Regions from separate parts of the Homo sapiens genome. Here regions 2 and 3 are each linked to region 1. The links are chromatin contacts, found by Hi-C or POLR2A ChIA-PET in ENCODE. All regions are on one chromosome and are shown on one strand. The core of a region is the stretch at or near the end of the contact, and the rest is flanking DNA. Distances in the headings are between cores, read along the strand shown.

Evidence for each region. A loop is a pair of places that touch in the nucleus more often than their neighbours do. ChIA-PET counts read pairs that join two places held with the same protein, here RNA polymerase II (POLR2A). Pooled maps may share reads with other maps.
Region 2: a map of heart left ventricle shows a loop between it and region 1 (5-fold over the local background). The contact joins the promoter of LINC02615 here to the enhancer-like site in region 1. A Hi-C loop is called at or near these places in 13 of 168 maps with a recorded cell type or tissue (Caco-2, Calu3, PC-3 and 9 more) and 12 of 50 pooled maps. POLR2A ChIA-PET finds 5 or more read pairs at or near these places in 5 of 52 experiments (AG04450, MCF 10A, PC-9 and 2 more).
Region 3: a map of PC-9 shows a loop between it and region 1 (8-fold over the local background). The contact joins two enhancer-like sites. A Hi-C loop is called at or near these places in 3 of 168 maps with a recorded cell type or tissue (Caco-2, PC-9 and mammary epithelial cell) and 5 of 50 pooled maps. POLR2A ChIA-PET finds 5 or more read pairs at or near these places in 6 of 52 experiments (A549, BJ, H1 and 3 more).

What each region holds. Positions count from the first base shown.
Region 1 is chr4:128,385,492-128,388,885 of GRCh38, forward strand. No RefSeq gene overlaps it. Among named protein-coding and RNA genes, the nearest start is that of LINC02615, 41 kb to the right of the region's middle. RefSeq lists an enhancer at 2,179-3,378. Within about 2 kb of position 1,665, at least 27 of the 41 ENCODE cell types and tissues checked have a DNase peak (open chromatin) inside an H3K27ac peak, as active enhancers do; they include PC-3, PC-9, Panc1 and 4 more, where a contact is called at or near this core.
Region 2 is chr4:128,426,248-128,429,539 of GRCh38, forward strand. LINC02615 (long intergenic non-protein coding RNA 2615) reads left to right here and starts at 1,769. Exons shown (of 9, transcript NR_125882.1): 1 at 1,769-2,051.
Region 3 is chr4:128,321,839-128,325,288 of GRCh38, forward strand. No RefSeq gene overlaps it. Among named protein-coding and RNA genes, the nearest start is that of PGRMC2, 36 kb to the left of the region's middle. RefSeq lists an enhancer at 1-335. Within about 2 kb of position 1,338, at least 5 of the 41 ENCODE cell types and tissues checked have a DNase peak (open chromatin) inside an H3K27ac peak, as active enhancers do; they include PC-9, where a contact is called at or near this core.

The sequences.
Region 1 (3,394 bases), core at 415-2,914:
ACTGACCTCCAAGAGTGGTTGCGAGGATTAAACGAGTACTTTCAGCACTTGGAAGAATTCTTTGCAGCAGTAAGTGCTTAACAAATGTGAGTTGTTGGTATTATCCCAGAAGTTCATGAATTGATGAAACTGGATGGTCGAGTAGTCATAAAATAATCCTCCTTTACTTGGTCTGCTTGTTTGTGCTTGCTAATGGTATGGTTAGAAGATTTTAAAGGTTAGACAACCACAGTCAATTGGTGGCTACACTGAATTATCATTTCCTGGAGACAGCAGGAGGCAGTGTAGTTTAGCTGTTAAGAGCATTGGGTTTGGAGTCAGAAAGCCTAGTCGAGCATCAGTTCTGTTTCTTACATGGCCTCTTAGTGGCTCAGTTCCCTCATCTGTAAAATGGAGCTAATTCCTCACAAGACCTTTTGCAAGAAAAATGTATGTGAATGTCTGGAGCACACATTAAATACTCAAAAAAGTTGTTGTGGGTGAGGGGAGGAGTGAGGGGAAGAGAGATTGATTTAAGGTCAGATCTGTTTGTTTATCATGAGTTCCCTGGTAACAAGCAATGGAGATGGGAGTTTGCTCAGAGCCGTCAGCATCCAGCTGTGAAAGGGAAACACTCAGGCTCTTTTAACTTTGAGAATGTTGACATAAATTACAAAACCAAGAAGGACAAATGGCAATTTGCTGCTGTCAGTATTATAAACATCAGTGTGAGGGTGGACAGTTTAGCTCAGATGAGTCATTCCGGGTCTGTCCTGTCTTGTCCAGAAGCTTCACTTGCATAAGATGGGGTACCATTGGCAGAGGAAAGAAGCAAGCTAAGGACCCAGTCTGTCTTCTTACTGCTGGAAATAGTGGCAGTGGCTGGGCTGTCCCAGGGTTTATTCACTGTTACAAGGTTCTGAAACTTTAGGGGGTATAAAACTCAAGTGGGGAACTTGTTAAAAGGGCACCTTCCAAAGCCTTATTCACAAACATTTCAATTCAGTAGGTTGTTGGTAGGGCCCAGGAATCTGCTTGTTTTCTGGCTCTCTAGGTACTTCTAACACAGGTGCTTAGAAACTACACTTTGAAAAAGACAATTCCAGTGAGATTGGGCAGAGTAAAGTTTCCGTGTAGGAGGAGCTGCCTCTGCCAGGCTTTTCCCCAGCATTATGGTTTGCTTCTAAAAAGGAAGCAAACAACCAGAAAACAAAAAAGCCAAATTTGCTTTATTTTGAGTCAAAGCACCACTTAATAACTTGTGTCAATTGTTTCTCACAACACTGCATGAAAGACTTAATATTAATTCCATTTGACATTAGAGGAGTCGGGGACTTTTGGTGCAAGCATGAATTAGAGGCAAACATTGCACAGGTTCTTCAGTTTGTCTCCAGCCATCTGGGTATTGCTAAACACATCTGTTTCTTCTCTTGGAGAGGATGCCCCAGTGTTGTCACATGATTTAAATTATGGCAAGAGTGGAGGTTCCGTTTGTCCACTTCCCTGGTTTGCAGGGATGGCTCGGGGGAGCCTTGCTTTGCCGTGACTGGCATTCATCCAGGGCCCGGGCATTTAACTCTGAATTTTGATTTGGGCATTTGCCTGGTGTGATATTCTGCCAGGGCCTTCCCAGTCTGTTCTCTGCTGTTTTGCTCCTGAAGATTTATGGCTAATGAAGGGATAAAGAAAGGTCGTGGCGAGAGGCGGCAGCATGTGGTGGTGACTCATGGTCTGGGCCTGGTGTGGAGCCAGTTTGGGTGGAACGCTCCACTGGCTGCTGTGCCTGTTTTCACGTGGCTCTTTGCCACAGCCCTGCAGGAGGCAGTTTCTTGCCTGTCTCTGGTCAGAGAGGCCTGGTGATTCTGCCTGTCTCCTGCTGTTATGGACTCAGGTCAGGGCACTAAAGCCTGGCGGCCTTTTGACAAACAGTCTCACAAATGGGAGCTCAGGAGACAGTGGGATGGGCCGGTCCTGGGAAGGGCTCCAAAGCCACTCCAACGTGGGGGACACAGTAGCAGCATGGGCCGAAGGAAGTCAAGTGAAGCTACTAGCAGGACAGGGTTTCTCAGCCTTGGCACTGTTGACATTTTGGACAAGATAATTCTTTATTGCGGGGCTGCACTGTGCATTGTAGGATGGTGAGTGGCATCCCTGGCCCCTACTCACTAGAGGTTAGTAGCCCCACAGCCCCTCTCAGTTAATGCAACCAGCAAAATCACCCCTGGTTGAGAACCACTGTGGTAGGTTGGGTTCCAGGCATGTGGCCAGGGTTAAGAAGATCCATCCACCATCCTGTTTTTATTGAGTACTTACCACGTGGCAGGCATTCTTTGCATTCATTATCTCATTTAATCCCCATAACAACCCTAAGATGAAGGAACTCTATTGCTCCCATTTTCTGGATAAGAAAACTGAAGTTTATAAAAGTAACTTGCCCAAGGTCACATAGTGTGGGGCTCATATATGTGTCAGATGCCCTTTCCTCACCCTGTGGCCATATGTAATGAAGCCATAATATGGAAGCCTGGGAGAAAAGCTGCAATGCGTGACAACAGCTGGCATGTAGTGTAAGGGGGTGCTGCCTGTTGAGCTCCAGGGCTGAGATTGAGGAGTCTAATTACAAACCCTGTGGAGATAGTTAAGGGCTTACATGAACTTGAATACCAGGTGGATGATTCAGATAGAGATGGAGCTACTGGAAATGCCATGTAGGTTGGGGGTTGGTTGCAGGTAAACTTTTACCTATGCCCAACTGTTGTCCCTCACTTGTTCATGACACTGGATCCCCTGAGATATGACTCCTGATGTGAGCCCAAATGTGCTTTTTCCACTTCAAATACTGCTCATTGGACTGGGGTCTCTCACCCCAACCTCCATTCCTCCTTAGGGACCAGCCCTTCTCTTGCCTGAATCTTAGCTTCTTCCACTGACACCACGCTGCCTTGGGTTGGGACATGCCTGAGCTATGACATGTACATTGAAATGACTAGACAACACGAGGTTGCTCGTCACCTCTGGCACAGTAAAGACCCTGGGACATGACAACTGAAGCTGGTGTGATCTCCAGTGCATGTAAAATACTTGTAGTTTATAGGAACTGATGATTCTGAATTGAATGCCAATCCTTGGGAAGGTTTTTAAAAGGAAAGATCAGAGTTTCTGATATTGTGGTTTCCTCAATATCAAAGGCACCAGGTGGAGGTGAGAAAGATGTTACCTGAAATCCAGGTGAGCCTCTTCAATGGGCTTTTTAAGGATGTTTTCCCATTAGTGGGGCAGGACAGGTTTTGGAGTGCATGATTACTTTGTAGTCTGGCTGATATCTAGAACCAAATGGGCTTCAATTTGGAAAATGACATTCACAGATAGCATTAGCTTGAATTACATGGATTTCTCCTCTATTTACACCCAATTA
Region 2 (3,292 bases), core at 519-3,018, 41 kb after region 1:
AACATGTTCCCTGTGCATCAGATCTCTGCTAAATAATGGAGTCCTAGAACTGGAAGGGATGCTTAGATGTCATGAGGTCATCCACTGCCTTCCAGTAGGTTTCATTCAGCTGGGCTGTTTAGATCATCTGCTCCTAAAAAACGATGTGCTGGGAAACAGAGTCCACAGATAGTGTAGAGTCTGATACTTAGTCTGTAATTTTATAATCCTTACTATTTGCTATTTGAATATCTTTCATATTATGTGGTTTCTTTTTTTCTTACACGTTATTATAGGATTGAGAGGTGTGGCTGCCAGTTTCTGCAGAGGAATTATGGAGGTTGAGTTTAGAAGTTCATGGTTCTAGCAATAGCCATGGTTTGGGGGGAAATTACTGCTTTGTTTTGGCAAATGTAAATATAAGTTTTCAGGAAATATGTGCCTAAATTAAGAGTGCAGTGTTTAGACGGTTCCCCCAAACTGCTGTTAAAACTATAAGGAGATTGGCTTGTCTCATTGATAAGGAAGAAAGTTGCTAATATTTTATTTCCTGCTTGTTTTATTAATTCTTTATATTTGATATTCTCTTATATCCTACTCAAATATGTGTATAGATCTCAATAATTCTAAAAGTTCAGGGAATGGAATTCATTTTTTTTGGTAAATATATTGCCGTTTTCTATCTCATTAGGGTAGACAATTTGTCTATCTCAATTGGCCAAACTGCTATTGGGTCGCAGTCGCCTTAGCTTGTGTAAACTATAAAGAACTGGTTCAGATACTCTATATGGAACTCTGTCAAATTCTGGTTCCCAAACCTTGGCTCAGTTTAAGACTTCAAGATACACACATAAATGTAAATAAATAAATTAAAAGTATATATATATATTTATTGTTGTTGTTGTTATTGTTAGATAGATTGTTTTGTCCCAAAGGTATAACCAGTACGTGGTCACTATAGTAAATACATAAATTACAGAAAAATAATAGGAAGAAGAAGAAAATTACTCTGATTCCACCTAAAGATAGTGATTGATTTGGGGGTATTTCTTTTTGCTCTTTATTTCTATGTAGTGTTGTTTGTTTCACATATTATAATATTGCATCCTACCCTTTTCACTTATAATTATAACACAAGCATTTTTCCATTTAATCATGAACTCTTTTTAAATAACATGTGTAATGGTTGCACAACATTCCATGGCATGCTGTAGCATTTCAGTAGAACATAGCTCGGTGGAGGAGACAACAGTATACACATAGAGTAAGCTTAGATTATGTTCTCAAATTAGTTAGGCAAGAATGTAAAATCTGATGGGCAGCAAGGTGTCCTCAGAGGATGGGAGCAGATGCAGGATAAATCAGCATGGCTTCTCTTACTCTGTGCTGATCCTCATGAGGCACGTGGCTGCAGCTGATATCCTTCATAGCGGGTCTCTGGATCTGGAAAGCTCCACAATCCTTTCACCACCCTTTTATATGCTTCTTGGAAGAATTTACACCAACAAACTATGCATTTTTGTTGAAGATAATTATTACAACATTGAACTTTTCTGGAACCAAACTCAGCAAAGAATAGGTGATGTTCTCGTCTTGAAGGACATATAGGGTATCAATTTATTGCCTCACAGCTACAAATTCACTCTTCATTGCATGCTCTGAGAAAATGGATATGGGCCCTTTAAATATTTTTCTTTGCCAGATGGCACCATGTTAATCTTTGTCGGTAGAGGGTGCATGAGAGACATGATAGGAGGAACGGGCTTTGCTTCCTGGTCTGACCATTTTTATATGCAAGCTCCTGGAATGCCTGTGGTTTCTCCAGCACCTGGGTCCTGCTGGCAACCAGCAGCACCCAGTGGCCAGCAGCGTACTCTTTCACCTCTTCTTGGGTGACTTTGTGGAATGCTCCAATGTGACATCTCCCTGTGAACGCCTTTCCTGACACCCTAAAAAGTGTCAGGAATTTCCAGCAAGTTCCAGAGAGCAGGTTTCCAGCAAGTTTGGTCAGTATGACACCACAGCGATATCTCTGCCATTCACTGAACTTGGATTCTTCCTTCTTCAGTGAGGTATGGATTTCAACCCTGGATTGGGAAGTGGCTGGGGACCCTTCCCTGGGCACTGTATCCCAGCCCTGGGGACAGTGGCTGCTTCATATTCCCGTATCCATTAGCATTCTCTTCTTTTTTTTTTTTTCCTTTCCAACTTTTATTTTAGGTTCAGGGGTACATGCGCAGGTTTGTTACATGGGTAAACTATATGTGATGGGGGTTTGGTGTACAGATTATTTCATCACCCAGATAATAAGCATAGTACTTGACAAGTAGTTTTTCAATCCTCACCCTCCTCTCACCCTCCACCCTCAAGTAGGCCCAGGTATTTAGTTTCCTTCTTTCTGTCCATGTGTACTCAATGTTTAGCTTCCACTTATAAGTGAGAACGTGAAGTATTTATTTTCTGTTCTTGCATTAAATTGCTTAGGATACTGGCCTCTAGCTCTATTCATGTTGCTGAAAAGGACAAGATTTCACTGTTTTTTATGGCTGCGTAGTATTCTGTGGTATATAATATGTACCACATGCTCATTATCCAGTCCACCATTGATAGGCATCTAAGTGGATTCCATGTCTTTGCTATTGTGAATAGTGCTGTGATCAACATATGCATGCATGTCTTTATGGGAAAATTATTTATGTTCCTTTGTGTATATACCCAGTAATGGGATTGCTGGCAGTTCTGTCTTAAATTCTCTGAGAAATCTCCAGACTGCTTTCCACAGTGGCTGAACTAATTTACGTTCCCAACAGCAGTGTGTATGCATTCCCTTTGCTCCACAACCTCACCAGCATCTGTTATTTTTTGACTTTCTAATAATAGCCATTCTGACTGGTGTGAGATGGTATCTCATTGTGGTTTTGATTTGCATTTCTGTAATGATTAGTGATATTGAGCTTTTTTTCATAGGCTTGTTGGCTGCATGTATGTCTTCTTTGGAGAAATGTCTGTTCACGTCATTTGCCCATTTTTTAATGGGGTTGTTTGTTTTTTGCTTGTTAATTTATTTAAGTTCCTTATAGATTCTGGATAGTAGACCTTTGGTGTATGGTTTGCAAATATTTTCTCCCATTCTGTAGGTTGTCTGTTTACTCTGTTGATAATTCCCTTTTTTGTGCAGAAGCTCTTTAGTTTAATTAGATCCCACTTGTCAATATTTGTTTTTGTTGCAATTGCTTTTGAAGTCTTTGTCATGAAATTTTTGCCAGGGCCTATGTCCAGAGGGTACTTGCTAGGTTTTCTTCTAGGGTTTTCA
Region 3 (3,450 bases), core at 88-2,587, 64 kb before region 1:
CCAGGGGGTAAACTCACAATGGGAATTCTAAATGAGGGCTCCTTAGCTGGTTGTGTTTGAAGCTCTGATCCTGACTCCCTTCCTTAGCTGCCATAATCCACCGATGGAGCCTTACCTCGAGAGACAATGCCAGTTTCTCCTCATTGTTATGAGAGTAACCCTGATGTAAGAACCTCATTTTCCAGGCAAGATCAGGATTTAGCTTCTATTTAAACAGGTCTTTGGACTAGAGCTCTGATTTTTGCCTCCAAACAGATTCTTCTAGCTTTGGGTTTTTAAGATCAGTTCTGATTGAGAGGTTAGGAAGACAGTTTTCAGTGTGCCTTCTAATGCTCCCTTTAGGCCTTTCCTAATTCAAATCTGCATTTGTCTGGGAGCTGTAATAATTTTTTGGATGTGGAAGTTGGGGAATTGGGAAATTAGTTTTAGTTTTGCTGATTATGTTTCTAAATAAGATTATCCTTTTGATAAGATTGTAGAATTGAATTATTCCAAAGAATATCTAGACATTTTACCAGCCATCAAAGGGATGACCAAATCTGTCCTCTTCTCTCCTTACCACTCCCCTCCCCACTCTTCCTCTTCCCTTCTCTCATTTATTTATTATCTATTTGTCTATCTATCCATCTGTATGTCTAACCTCAATCAGTCATCTGTGAGTCATGTCTTTGTCTACTTTGTTTTGTTTTGATGGAATGGCAGCAAAGGATGATAAGAGAGCAGTAGTTGTCTGAAGTCTCAAATATCACTGGAGTTTGTTCAAAGTGTTGCGTGAAGGTAGTTCAGTCATACCTAGCTTGTATTATTTGTTGAAATCGTGGTCAAGGAAGAAAAGGACTTTTCTGGGGTTGAAAGAGGCAAAATTCAGGGTAGTGAAACTTGAAAAATGGAGCAAAGAAAACTTGGTTAAAGATAAGGCTGTAATGCCAGATGACAAAAACAAAAACAAAACAAAACAAAACAATGAAACTCCTTTTCTCTTTCCAGAGAGAGAGACTAATGGCCCCAGCTCCTCATGTGGTCTCATTTTCCAGTTGCCCCAAAACTTTCTGCTCTGAGACCCACTATGGCTCTTCTTTCTGCACCTCTCACCTGGTGAAGCGACCTGTGGCCCCACTGATGCTCAGGCTGTGACAGTACTGCAATGAAAAGAGAGACCAGGGTCTGGAGGTCCCAACAGCAAGTAGTGCTTCTAGAGAGAACTCCTCCCCAGCCAGCACTGCTCATTGAACAGCTTACAACCCATGATGAGCTGTTTTTCTAGGAGGCCCTCTTCCATTCCCCAGGCCCAAACGCCTCTGTGAGATATGGGACTAAACAATGACCCACACCTCTTGGCTAAACACTCTGGATAACACTGGTTACTCAGCTTCCTCTAGCCTTCCAGGACAGCTCACAACATACCCCACATTCCAATAACCTCAGTGCTAGAAGTCCACACCTCCTAGATCATTATCGCTTGTCTCAACACTGCTTTTTACCTTCCCCACTCTATCTTGTTTATGCTGCTCTGCAATCTCAGACTCCTCCACTGCCCTCTATAATTCTTGGTTTTCCATTACCAAACTTTTCTACATCCCAAAACTGCTCTCTGAACATTTGCTTCCCCTTCTTCCTCTAACTGAAACTTGGCTGTTCCCTGAGGAAATTTCTTTCCTAGAAGCAGTTTCCTCCCAAATGGAAGATGTCTTGTCTTTCTGTCAGAGGTGTTCGAGCTAGAGTGACTCCATCATGAGCAGGGGCTGGATAAAATGAGGCTGAGACCTACTGGACCACATTCCCAGGAGGTTAGGCATTTGTAGTCACAAGATGAGATAGGAGGTCAGCAGGACTGGTATCACAAGATTCAGGCAAAACAGGACACCATAAAGAAGCCAGCCAAACCCCACCAAAACCAAGATGGCAGTGAAAGTGATACCTGGCCATCCTCACTGCTCATTATACACTAACTGAATGCATTAGCATGCTAAAAGACACTCCCACCAGTGCCATGACAGTTTACAATACCATGGCAACGTCTGGAAGTTACCTTATACATTCTAAAAAGGGGAGGAACCCTTTTTGGAACCATTCTGGGAATTGTCTGCCCCTTTCCCAGAAAACTCATGAATAATCTACCCCTTGTTTATCATATAATCAAGAAATAATCATAAAAATAGCCAACCAGTAGCCCTTGGGGCTGCTCTGTCTATGGAGCAGCGATTCTTTTGTTTCTTTACTTCACTCATGAACTTGCCTTCAGTTTACTCTGTGGACTCACCCTGGATTCCTTCTTGCACAAGGTCCAAGAACCCTCTCTTGGGGTCTGCATCGGGACCCCTTTCTGGTAAACCTTTATTTGGCTGTAGGTAGAGTAAGTATCTTTTTTCTTCCTATTGATCCTTCCAAACTATCTATCCTTCTTTTGACTTTGAAAACCCTAAGTCTGTTGAGTTCATGTCTTCAGACTTTACCACCTAATCTCTCTTCTAATAGTTGTCATCTTTCAGAATCTCTTGCTGTCTCTCATCATTCTTTGATGACTTTATCATCTAGTTTATTGTATTTGATTTCCTCCATTATTCCTACAATCCTGTTGGTTTTGCTGTCCTTGTAGATTATCCACCCAGTACCCTGGTCTCTCAATTTCTTGAACTTCTCTACTTCAAATATCTTCACTCCACTGCAACCAGCCACTGCCATTCTTACAGCCACACCATAGACATTATTAACAGTCAATACCAATAGCCTTTAAAATCTCTGGACAGCAATCACTATCCTGCTGTCTGATTATCACATTTTGAGTCTCTATCTCACTCCTACCAGTTCCCTTGGAACTGTTCTTTGACCCTATAGGGACATTCAATCCATTGATCCTGCTGATTTTATTTTTTAATTTCCCTAACTTTCATATTGTTATTTATCTTCTTGTTAAGCTAGCTTCCATGGTCTGGCACTTGAGCCAGATTCTTGCAGAAAACCTGAACTTTCTTGTTTTCCTTTCTCTCCACTGAACACATCTGAAAAAACTCACCCCTTGTGAAACCCAGTTATCCTCCTATGCTGTAACTACACCTGAGAAACTAATGTTACTAGAGGAAATTCATACAACCATGATGACTGGACTTGCCTAAAGTTTTCCACTGTAAATCCCAAATGGAATCCAATGCTGCTAGATGATGCTGTTTCACTTCCTTGGTACATTCACCCTCCTACACTCTAGGACAATCTTTCTTCTAAAACCTCCATTCTTTCATCCCATTCACTCTCAGCCAATAACCTCGGCCAAGGAAATGTAGCTAACTTAGAATTGCCTCATCTTCCCATCACTAAACCTACCAATCTACTTGCATCTGTACCCTCCATGTATTTTATGTTTCTTTCTGAACACTGGAAGTAGTGTTTCTACTTCTGATGTCCAGCCCCTCTGTTAGCGTCTTAGATCACATCACATCCACATTTGTTTACTCA